Regions from separate parts of the Homo sapiens genome. Here region 2 is linked to region 1. Evidence: chromatin loops called from intact Hi-C (ENCODE). Cell type or tissue: mammary epithelial cell. All regions are shown on one strand. Links, peaks and the distances in the headings refer to the core of each region. The heading gives the core; the rest is flanking DNA.

Region 1 (5,374 bases), core at 108-5,107:
TTCATTCACCTGTTGATGGACATTTGAATTACTTCCAGTTTGGGGCTGTCACAAAGAAAGCAGCGATGAACATCTGTGTATAAAGCTTTGTGTGGACATATGCTTTCATTTCTCTTGGATAAATGCTAGAAATGGAATGGTTGGGCCATGTGGTTAAGAAACTCACAAACTGTTCTGCAGAGTGGTTGTGTTACTTTATGTTACACCAGTAGCGTGTGAGGGTTTCAGTTACTTCATATCCCGTCAATGCTCGGTACGGTCAGTCTTTTGAATTTTGGCTGTTCTAATCGGTGTATAATGGTATTTAATGGTTTTACATTGCAGTTTTAATTTATGTACTTTTTTTTTTTTGAGATGGGACCTTGCTCTGTCGCCTAGGCTAGAGTGCAGTGAGATGATCATGGCTCACTGACCCTGGCCTCCTGAGTAGCTGTGAATACAGGCGCACGCCACCATGCTGGCTAATTTTTTTATTTTTTATTTTTGTAGAGACAGGATCTTGCTCTGTTGACCAGGCTCACCTCAAACTCCTGGCCTCAAACTAGCCTCCCACCTCAGCCTCCCAAAGTGTTGGGATTACAGGTGTGAGCCACTGCACCTGGCCTAATTTACATACTTTGAAAATGTTGGTCACTGTCTTCCGGCTTGCATTTTTCTGACAAGAAATCTGATGTCCACCTTATCTTTGTCCTTATCTTCGTCTAATGTAATAATGTTCTTCCCTCTCCCCACCCCCTTTTAAGATTTTTCTCTCACGGTGCTTCTTGTACTTTTCCTCGTTTCTTGTGCTTGGCCATTGAGCTTCTTGGATTTGTGAGTTGATAGTTTTCATCAAATCGGAAACATTTTGGCCATTATCTCTTCAAATACTTTTTTTGTCCTTCTGGTCCCCTGACCTCCCAAATTCAGGAACCCCAAATTAGGCCAGTAGGCCAGTGGTCCCCAGCCTTTTTGGCATCGGGGACTGGTTTTGTGGAAGACAATTTTTCCATGGACCAGGGTTGGTTGGGGATGATTTGGGGACGACTCAAGGGCATTTCATTTATCATTAGATTCTCGTAAGGAGCGTGCAGCCTAGATCCCTCGCCTGCACAGTTGACAGCAGGTTCGTGCTTCTGTGAGAATCTAATGCCCTGGCCGACCTGAAGAGCTCAGGCGGTAATGCTCGCTGGCCCACTGCTCATCTGCTGCTGTATGGCCCGGTTGCTGACAGGCCACGTGGCCAGTATTGGTCTGTGGCCTGGGGACCCCTGTATTAGGCCACTTGAAGTTGTCCAAAGCTTCCCGATGCTATGTTGATTTTTTTTCAGGTTTTTTTTTTTTTTTTTTTAGTTTTATTTTAGATAGCTTCTATTGCTGTGCCTTCACATTTACCAATCTCTGTCGTGTCTAATCTGTTGATCATCTTCCAAGTCTTTATTTAACACAAAAATCTTTCATCTAGCTGCTTTATTTCCTTATCTGCTAATTTTGTCATCTGTGATTTCTGGGCCAGTTTTGATTCGTTGTTTTTTTCCTCATATGGTTTGTATTTTCCTGCTTTTTGGTGTGTCTGGTACTTTTGGTTCAATGCCAGACATTATTGATTGCTAGGTTTTATATCTTATAAATATCCCTGAGCTTTGTTCTGGGACGTTGTTAATTTCCTTGGAAATGGTTTGATCTTTTCTGGCCTTGCTTTTCAACATTGCTAGGTGGGGCCAAAGCAGCATGAAGTCTTGAGGCTTATTTTTTCCTAACGCTGAGGCAAAAGCATTCAGCATATGCTACCCAATGCCCTTTGATGGTGAGTTTCTTCTCTGTCTTGTGGGTGCCAGGCACTGGCTTTTTGGGAGGTTCGTTCTCTCTCTGTACAGCTCTCCTTTCCAGCACTCTGTCCTGTGGATTCGGGCCAGCCCTGTCTCCCTGGACTCCCAGCCGTGGCTCTGCCTGGGTTCCCCTCCATGATGTGGGGCCACCAGGGGCACCCCTTGTTGTTTCCCATCAGTCAGAGGTTACTACCCTTCATTGCTTCCTCAGGTCCAGTGTCTTAAATCATCCTTGTGCATGCGTGCATGCGTGTGTGTGTGTGTGTGCGTGATGTTTTAGGTAAATCTGTAACTCTATTTGTACTGAAGTGGATTTTTTAAATTGCTCAGATGACTTTAATTCAATGCATCAGAATGATGGGGCTCTCTGGCCCTGTGAGCACAGTGTTCTGGGGTCTGGTTATGGACCTGGCTCGTGCTTAGGTTGGTGGTGGCTAGCCTCTGCTCTGCTGTCAGCAGCAGTGCCCCTGTCCTCGGCTCCATCAGTGCACACTTGGCACACGTGGGACTGTCCAGTCAGCATGAGAACGGACTCCTTCAACTGCAGCTCACTCTTCTGCTTTCACATTCATACTTAAAGGTTTTACTTAAACTTTGTAACAACATTCTAGTTGCACTTTTACATCTTTTAAAACTTTCTTTTGATGGAAAGTATGACTATTTCTAATAAAGAGATTGACAAGCTTGATTTTTGATGTGAGATATAAGATCCGAATGCTTTTATGATTATAAAATAATTTGTCGGATTTATCCATGTAACAACATTTGAAATTATTTTTCGCTCTTGGTAATTAAGATTTTTTTATGTCTGTGTCCTTTGATAAAAAAGTAAACTGTACTAAATGTTAAAATTTTGGAACATGTAGGATGTTCCAAAATTTTAACCTGCATGGTGGCAGGCACCTGTAATCCCAGCTACTCAGGAGGCTGAGGTAGGAGAAGTGATTGAACCTGGGAGGCGGAGGTTGCAGTGAGCGAAGATTGCGCCACTTCACTCCGGCCTGGGCGATAGAGCGAGACTCCATATCCAAAAAAAAAAAAAAAAAGTGTGTGTGTGTGTGTGTGTGTGTGTGTATGTGTATATATTGTCTCATCTAGAGATAACTATTAGTAATCTGGTGTATTTTCTCTTAGATGCATATATATTTTTTTCAAATTGTTTTCTCCACTTTCTATTTTAGTGGAAGACTTATAACCCTGCCTTCTCCCGGTTGGAAATCTGGTTCCGGTTTTTCTTTGTGGTGCTCACCTTCATCGTCACTGTGAGTACCATTCGCCTGATGGACCGCAGCAGATCCCAGCCAGGAAGAAGCTGGTTTATGCAGTTAGGATCTTCGGTGCAAGCCACATGGAGATTGATCTGAACTCAGATGCTCCATCCAGTGGGCTGTGCTGATATTACAACTCTGTGTGTCTGCCGAGATGCTGCCGTGCAAGAAAAAATGATGTGGTATCATGTATTCAGGATTTCTGTAGAGTGCACGTCCGTGACTTTTAAGTAAATGTTGATCATGTGCGGTGAAAAGTGCCATTTCACCTGTGTGGAAGGAAGCTGCCTTACTTGAATGAGCTTCTCTGAGTGCAGATGCAGCATGCTCTTGGGTTTTTATATTTTATATTTTTATAGTTGTGCCAGTCCTTTGCGTTTTTGGGCATTTTCAGGAATAAGGCCAAAGAGAAGTGTTTTGGAAATGCAGGCATTGGGCTCGTTTGGGATCTGAGGTTTGTGTCCACAAACCCACATGACTTTGGGGGAAATGCTTACCCTGAGAAGCCCAAGGGAGCCCCCCCAGAGCCCCAGTCTGCAAAGATAAGAATTGGTAAATTGGAGGAAGGGAAAGTGTGCTTCATTTAGTGATCTGTTGCCGCCCGAAGTGTGGCGTTCTGCCTGCATCAGCTGCTTGTCCTTGTGCGGGATGGTGGGGAGGTGACATTTAGGAAATGTGTCCACCCAGGAACACTTGGTATTTTTCAGAGTAACTGTGCATGGAAGGACACAGGCGCGTGCACATGTGAGGGGGTGCTCTGCTGGAGCGAAGGGCGTGGGCGCTAGAGCCACAGGGAGCTGGAGGGAAGGGCGTGGGCGCTAGAGCCACAGGGAGCTGGAGGGAGGGGCGTGGGCGCTAGAGCCACAGGGAGCTGGAGGGAAGGGCGTGGGCGCTAGAGCCACAGGGAGCTGGAGGGAAGGGCGTGGGCGCTAGAGCCACAGGGAGCTGCAGGTTGTGGTGCTTACGCCCAGCCCAGGGCCTCCAGGATCTCAGGGCTCCCGCAGTGAGCTTCATAAATGAAAGTAGAAAGCTGTTATTTGTGTCTGGGCAGCCAGAAACACTTGCTTCTTCTCAAAGGCTCTCTGATGCCCTGAGATTCTCCTGCCACACTCTGGAGTCCAAAGAGCTATTTATTACTCAGGGCCCCAAGTATGTTCTTAAAAAGAGGGAAGATGGTCCCTAGGCAAGGAAACCCACATTGCCTAGAAAACTGTTGGCTTATATCAGATTATACGAAAACAATCAACAACAAAACCCTGGCCTAAAAATTATGTTATATAATGTTTTAAAGCAGTTTAAAGAAACTTATTCCATGGGCCTAACACACCTTCTTCAGGGAGGTGTTTGAAAAGAAACGCATCCTCTGACCTTTGTTACAAGACTCCTACATTCTCTTGGCTTTTCATGGGCAAGCCCTGGCACCATCTTGGAAGCTGCTGCCATCTGTAGCAGTTGCGCTGCCGGGAACATGAGGCTCCTGTCACACCCACAGATGTGGCCTGTGTCCTGGGTGGGTTCGTCTGAGTGCTGGCTCTCTGGAGCAGGCCCAGTGGAAGTGGGCCTTGTTTTCCTCGCCGTGGTGGTGAGAGGGTGGGTCCTCTTTCCTTTTGCAGGGATTACGTTCCTTCTCCTTTCCTGCTCCTGTGAGGACAGCTCGGAACCTGTCTTAGCTGTGGCTTCTCTGCAGAAAGTAACAACCTTGTCTTGGTTGTCACTGATGGCCTCCAGGACACAGTAGGCAATTCAGCCAGGGCTTAAGGCAGCGACTCTTAGTGGGGCACCTAGACCATTGATTAGAGAAGACAACCTGGTATGCCGGCAAGGTGTGAGCAAAGGCTGCAGGCAAGGTGTGAGCAAAGGCAGTAACTGGAGGCCTGATTTGGTTTGCAGTGCCTGTTTGCGCATTCCCTCCGGAAATTTTCCATGAGAGACTGGGGCATCGAGCAGAAGTGGATGTCTGTTCTCCTGCCTCTGCTGCTACTTTACAATGGTGGGTAGTTCCATTTTTACTTAGGAACTTTTCCCTTTAAAATGTAAAGCTGGAGGCCAGGTGCAGGGTTGTGCCTGTCATCCCAGCACTTTGAGAGGCTGGGGCAGGAGGACTGCTTGAAGCCAGGAGTTTAACACCAGCCTGGGTAACATAGCAAGACTCTACAAAAAATAAAATTTAGCTGGGCATGGTGGTGCGTGCCTGTGGTCCCAACTGCTTGGGAGGCTGAGGTGGGTGGATTGCTTGAGCCCAGGAGTCTGAGGCTGCAGTGAGTCATGATGACACCACTTCACTCCAGCCTGGATAAC
Region 2 (5,374 bases), core at 282-5,281, 86 kb before region 1:
GCAGCTGGCTTTTCGCTGTCAAGGAGTTCTGCTTTCCTCTGTGATTTCTGCCGCATCCTGTTCATTTCTGTCTCAGTCTTGGATTTTTCAGCTGGAAGGGCATCACGCACCGTTTTCCTAGTTGCCTTTTCCAGCAACACCTTTTACCTCTTCTGGATCTTTCTATAGCTCTTCCAAGCTGAGGCCATGGCCGGCCTGGGTCAGGCCAAAGGCGCCAGCGGCAGCCGCTCAGGGGAGGGAACACGAAAGGAAACTCTCCAGGAAGCCAGCGCGCTCGACCTGAGCGCAGGCCCCGCGGCTGCGGGCTAAGTGCAAGGGTCCTCAGCCTGCGCGCGCACCTGTCCTGAGCGTGCACCCGCCCTGCGCGCACCCGCTGTAAGCGCGATCCCGGCCGCCGCCACGCAGCACGAGCGCTCCGAGGGACTTTTGAATGGAGACGGAGTCTTGCTCTGTCGCCAGGCTGGAGTGCAATGGCCCGATCTCGGCTCATTGCAACCTCCGCCTCCCGGGTTCAAGTGATTCTCCTGCCTCAGCCTCCCGAGTAGCTGGGACAACAGGCATAAGCCACCACTCTCGGCTAATTTTTGTATTTTTAGTAGAGACGGGGTTTCACCATGTTGGTCAGGCTGATTTCGAACTCCTGACCTCATGGTACGCCCGCTTCGGCCTCCCAAAGTGCTGGGATTACAAGCGTGAGCCACCACGCCCGGCCCGAGCCTGGTACTTTTTAAAAAATCCTCAGTACCTGTAGAGACACAGCTGAACATCATCTCATTAGCCAAGGTTTTCTCTCAACTAAATGGCAAGAACGGATGGCTTTCCTTTCTTTCCATTTGGATATCTGTAGTCTCCAAAAATAAGGCAAAGGTAAAGATGACACCCAGAGCCAACTCCATGTAACAGCAGGTTCGCAAACCACAGTATAGCTTGTTCTGACAGCAGGAAGACCCCACAAGCCCTTCTCAGGGAAGGTGACGGGGTTCAGGACACACACCCCAGAATGTGGCACCTTGGCATTTGAGAAAACAGCAGAAGCAGGAAGTTCACTCTCACCTTCCCCACATCCCCTGGCCCCTGCAGCAGGCCCAAGACCCTTGTTCCACAGGTGCCCTCCCTGCCCCCAGAGGAGAGGAATGTCTCCATCTCTGAAGACACAGGGGTACAGAGAAGAACCTGCACAAACGGGCACTGCGGAGTCCCCCAGCTTATTCCCAAGGGATCACACCCCTTTGTCCCACTGTCCCTCACACCTGTCGACTTCTTCATCAGACTTAGCAGCGTAAAAATACACAGGTGTCGGCCAGACACAGTGGCTCACGCCTGAAATCCCAGCACTTTGGGAGGCCGAGGTGGGCGGATCACTTGAGGTCAGGAGTTTGACACCAGCCTGGCCAACATGGTGAAACCCCATCTCTACTAAAAATACAAAAATTAGCTGTAATCCCAGCTACTCAGGAGGCTGAGGCAGGAGAATCGCTGGAACCCGGGAGGCAGAGGTTGCAGTGAGCTGAGATCGTCCCACTGCACTCCAGCCTGGGCAACAGAGTGAGACTCCATCTCAAAACAGACAAACAAAAAAACAGGTGTCTGTGTCTTTGGGTCCTCATTTCTGAAGGTTCCCATGTCATGTAAAACTTGCATCACTTAACAATGAGAGATGTCCTGAGAAATGTGTCACTAGGCTGTTTTGTCACTGTGGGAACCTCACAGAGTGCACTTACACAGACCTAGAGGCATGACCTGCGGCACACTTGGTCTCTGTGGGGCCGCTGATTGCTTCCGGACTGCAAACCCGCACAGCATGTCACTGTGTTGAACACTGCAGGCAACTGAAACACAATGGGAGGTATTTTTGTATCTAAACATAGAAAAGGGACAACTAAAATCCAGTGTTATAGTCATACGGGATCACCATTGCATATTCAGTCTGTTGTTGACTGAAGCATCTTTATGAGGTGCATGGCTGTATTAAATAAAATTTGTATGGTTTTCTCTTGTTAATGGGGGCCCTGGTCATGACCCTAGTGATGGATGAGGAAAAGAAATGTTTCCTCCCCTGCAAAGGTTTGGTCCCAGTTAAAAGATGGGGAAATCTCAGATAGAAAATCGTAAGTGACTTTCCTCTCATCCAGGCAGTGTGTGTTGAAAAAGAGTCAGGAGCAAATCTCAGAGCCATGAGGCCGCAGCCCCTCTTTGAGAATCGCTCCTTGAAGCATCCTGAACCACAGAGAACAAGCGCCGGCTCCCCAGGGAGCAGAAGCCAGCACCTCAGATAGAAGCCTCCCCTCCAGGGAAATGAGTCACAGACGAGCCCGGGTGAGGCTGCGCGGCTGCGCCTGCCCCGACCTTTGCTTTTAACTTCCTTTCTCCTTTGCAGTCACCTTCCCATGAGGGAGATGATACTCCGAAGATGGGTTCATTTTGTCCAGACTTTGTCCAGGTTCCCGAAGATGATCTGGAGGATCATTTTATTGTATGTTTATGGAAATAAACAAAACCAGTGCCAGTGAGCCTCGCAATAGAAGGTGGTGAGTATAAAATGTAAACGGCACCCTGATCAGCACTCAGCCTTCTTCGTGTTCACACTGAAACTATCCAGCCTGCCAGGTCCTTGCTGCTGGGTAAACAGCATCTCCCCAATTCCCCGTGCAGTGCTCTCTGTTGTTTGGGCTCCGTCCCCTCTGGTGCCCTCTTCAGGAGAACAATACTTTCAGCTGAAGGTTATAAATTGGCAAACAAGTGGAGTGGTGTGTTGGTAAATAGCTAACAACCAGCTCTCCAGAAACACACAAACTTGGAATGAATAAATATACCTTACATGAGCATTATAAATTGTATTGCTATATAGGATGTGTAGTACACAATTACAATAACAAAATACACAATATTTTTCTTATAACTCCATATAGCCAGACTTAATAGCTAATGCTTTTGTTGATTTTTGCCAAATGTTTGTCTTGCAGCCAACCTAAGATTGTAATTGGTAAACAAATGTAGCCTCAACATGAATGTTGGTTATTTTCATTTACATTTTTGAGCAAGACAAAAGTGAAACAACGAAAATGTGTCTTCAGTGAAACACCATAAACATATGTTAGAACTTTACTCATACATTAATGACATAAGCCATTTCTTTGCTAAATGGGATAATAGTTTTTGAAGATCAGATCTCGATTCTTTTGTGCTGTTTACAATGTGATGGTGCAGATATGACACATTTTTAATTTAAATTGCATTATGAACACTGCCTTCATCACATTCTTAAGTCTAGAGCCTAGACTAAAACAATGAAATGAAATCAACCCTGATTTGTGGCTTTTGCTGATTTCCATGGTATAAATATTCCCACCAGACTCACTGAAGGAGGAGTTGGAAAGAGATGTGCCTTAAGTAGCAATTTAATTTTATATAATGACTGTATTTAAAAATTGGCTCTCAAGATTCCTGGAAATGTCACCCTCAGCTGTCACGAGGCAGGGAGAGCCGCCTGCAGCACCTCCCGGCTGTGTGTGGTGTGTGCTGGGGGGCAGCATAAGCCCAGACTCTGATTGGAGGGCTACACAGCATTGCTGAGTCTAGGCAGGCTGAGGCACTCAGCTAGAGATTTCAGGACACAGATTTTTTTTGGTGGTTCTTTCATTAATCAGCAAATATTTATGGAGTGTCTAATGCATGCCAATCACTGCGATGCCTGGAGGAGATGGGTAGCTACGCAGAGTGGACAACAGCCCTGCCCTGCAGAGGGTATGGTCCCAGCTGGTTCTCTACCTCCAAGACTGCTGAGTCCCTGTCTCCCAGACCAACTCATCCTCTCCACCCAGTGTGTGGTGTTCTGGGGCCCCTGCGGAAGGGTGCGCAGCTGTTCCAGATGACAGGGAGCTGCCCTGGACCCCTCGCTCTCCTTCCTCCTGTTCCACAGTAGCCACTACCAAGTCCCAGCCACTTCTCCTGCAAGAGCTCCTCCTCTCCCTCTGCTGCCTGACCTGGGCCAGCACTCACTCTCACTTCTGCCTCTTCAGCAGCCTCCTGCGGACTTCTAGCTCCCTCTTCCCCCAGGCCACTCTCCATTCAGCAACTAGGCTGATTTTTAAGATTAAAAAACCTGTGTTTTTTGTTTTGTTTTGTTTTGTTTTTGAGACAGGGTCTCACTCTGTCACCCATGCTGGAGTGCAGTGGTGTGATCACAGCTTACTGCAGCCTTGACCAACCTCCTGGGCTCAAGAGATCCTCCCACCTTAGCCTCCCAAATAGCTGGTACTATAGGTATGCACCACCATGCCCAGCTAATTTTTGTATTTTTCTGTAGAGACAGGGTCTCTTATGTTGCCCAGGCTGGTCTTGAACTCCTGAGCTCAAGCAATCCACCCACCTTAGCCTCCCAAAGTGCTGGGATTATGGGCATGAGCCAGCACAACTGGCCAGATCAAATTTAATGAACATAAAAAACGAAAATACATTCAAGAGGGTCCATGATGTCAAAGTTAGTTCTTGGAAAAGATTGATTTGACAAATATCTGGCATGATGTAGGAAGAAAAAAAGAAAGCACAAAAGTATGATATGAGGAATAGAAGTGGAATCTAACTTCAGAGAGAGATCTTTTTAAGAGAAAGAAAATAAGAAGACTATGCACAATTGTATGCTGTAGATTTGAAAACTTGGAAATGTAGTCATCAGTAGAAAATCTTCCTGCAAAGAAAATTTCAAGCCAAATGGTTTTACTTATTAGTACCATCAACTTTCAAGGAACTTGTTCCTCTACTCTTATACAAACACTTTCAGAAAATTAAAAAGAGGAAACACTTCTCCCTCACTATAAGGGCAAAGTGTTATAATATTCAAAATAACATATCAATATGACACTGACACCCAAACAAGACAAGGACCAATCACAAAGGAAATACAGGCCATCTCACTGAAGTGATCACACCACTGCACTCCAGCATGGGTGACAGAGTAAGACCCTGACAGCCTGGCCAACATGGTGAAACCCCATTTCTACTAAAAATATAAAAATTAGCCGAGAGTGATGGCACACGCCTGTAATCCCAGCTACTCAGGAGGCTGAGGCAGGATAATCACTTGAACTCAGAAGGCGGAGGTTGCAGTGAACAGAGATTGCGCCACTGCACTCCAGCCTGGGTGACAGAGCAAGACTCCGTCTCAAAAGAAAGAAAGAAAGAAAGAAATGCCTGGCATAGGCCGGGTACAGCAGCTCACACCTGTCAGCCCACCACTTTGGGAGGCCAAGGTGGACCTATCACTTGAGCCCAGGAGTTCAAGACCAGCCTGGGCATCATGGCGAAACCCCATCTCTACAAAAAAATATGAAAATTAGCCTGGCATGGTGTCATGCACCTGTAGTCCTAGCTACTT

The links. Hi-C counts contacts between places; a loop is a spot of excess contacts. Peaks named below come from ENCODE experiments on the same cell type or tissue, not always from the same donor. Only the 100,000 strongest peaks of a DNase experiment are listed, where the experiment ranks them.
Region 2: it touches region 1 in a loop (6-fold over the local background); 7 of 110 quality-filtered maps call a loop at or near these places.

The regions. Positions count from the first base shown.
Region 1 is chr6:158,602,278-158,607,651 of GRCh38, forward strand. It overlaps TMEM181 (transmembrane protein 181), which reads left to right. Exons shown (of 17, transcript NM_001376852.1): 7 at 2,990-3,070; 8 at 4,967-5,066. Among named protein-coding and RNA genes, the nearest start is that of MIR7161, 4.7 kb to the right of the region's middle. In mammary epithelial cell, for the core only: a CTCF peak has its summit at 3,194; a DNase peak (open chromatin) is centred at 3,174.
Region 2 is chr6:158,516,042-158,521,415 of GRCh38, forward strand. It overlaps the pseudogene CACYBPP3. Among named protein-coding and RNA genes, the nearest start is that of TMEM181, 41 kb to the right of the region's middle. In mammary epithelial cell, for the core only: a CTCF peak has its summit at 2,692 (motif pointing left); DNase peaks (open chromatin) are centred at 2,330 and 2,630; H3K4me3 peaks cover 397 bases; H3K27ac peaks cover 506 bases.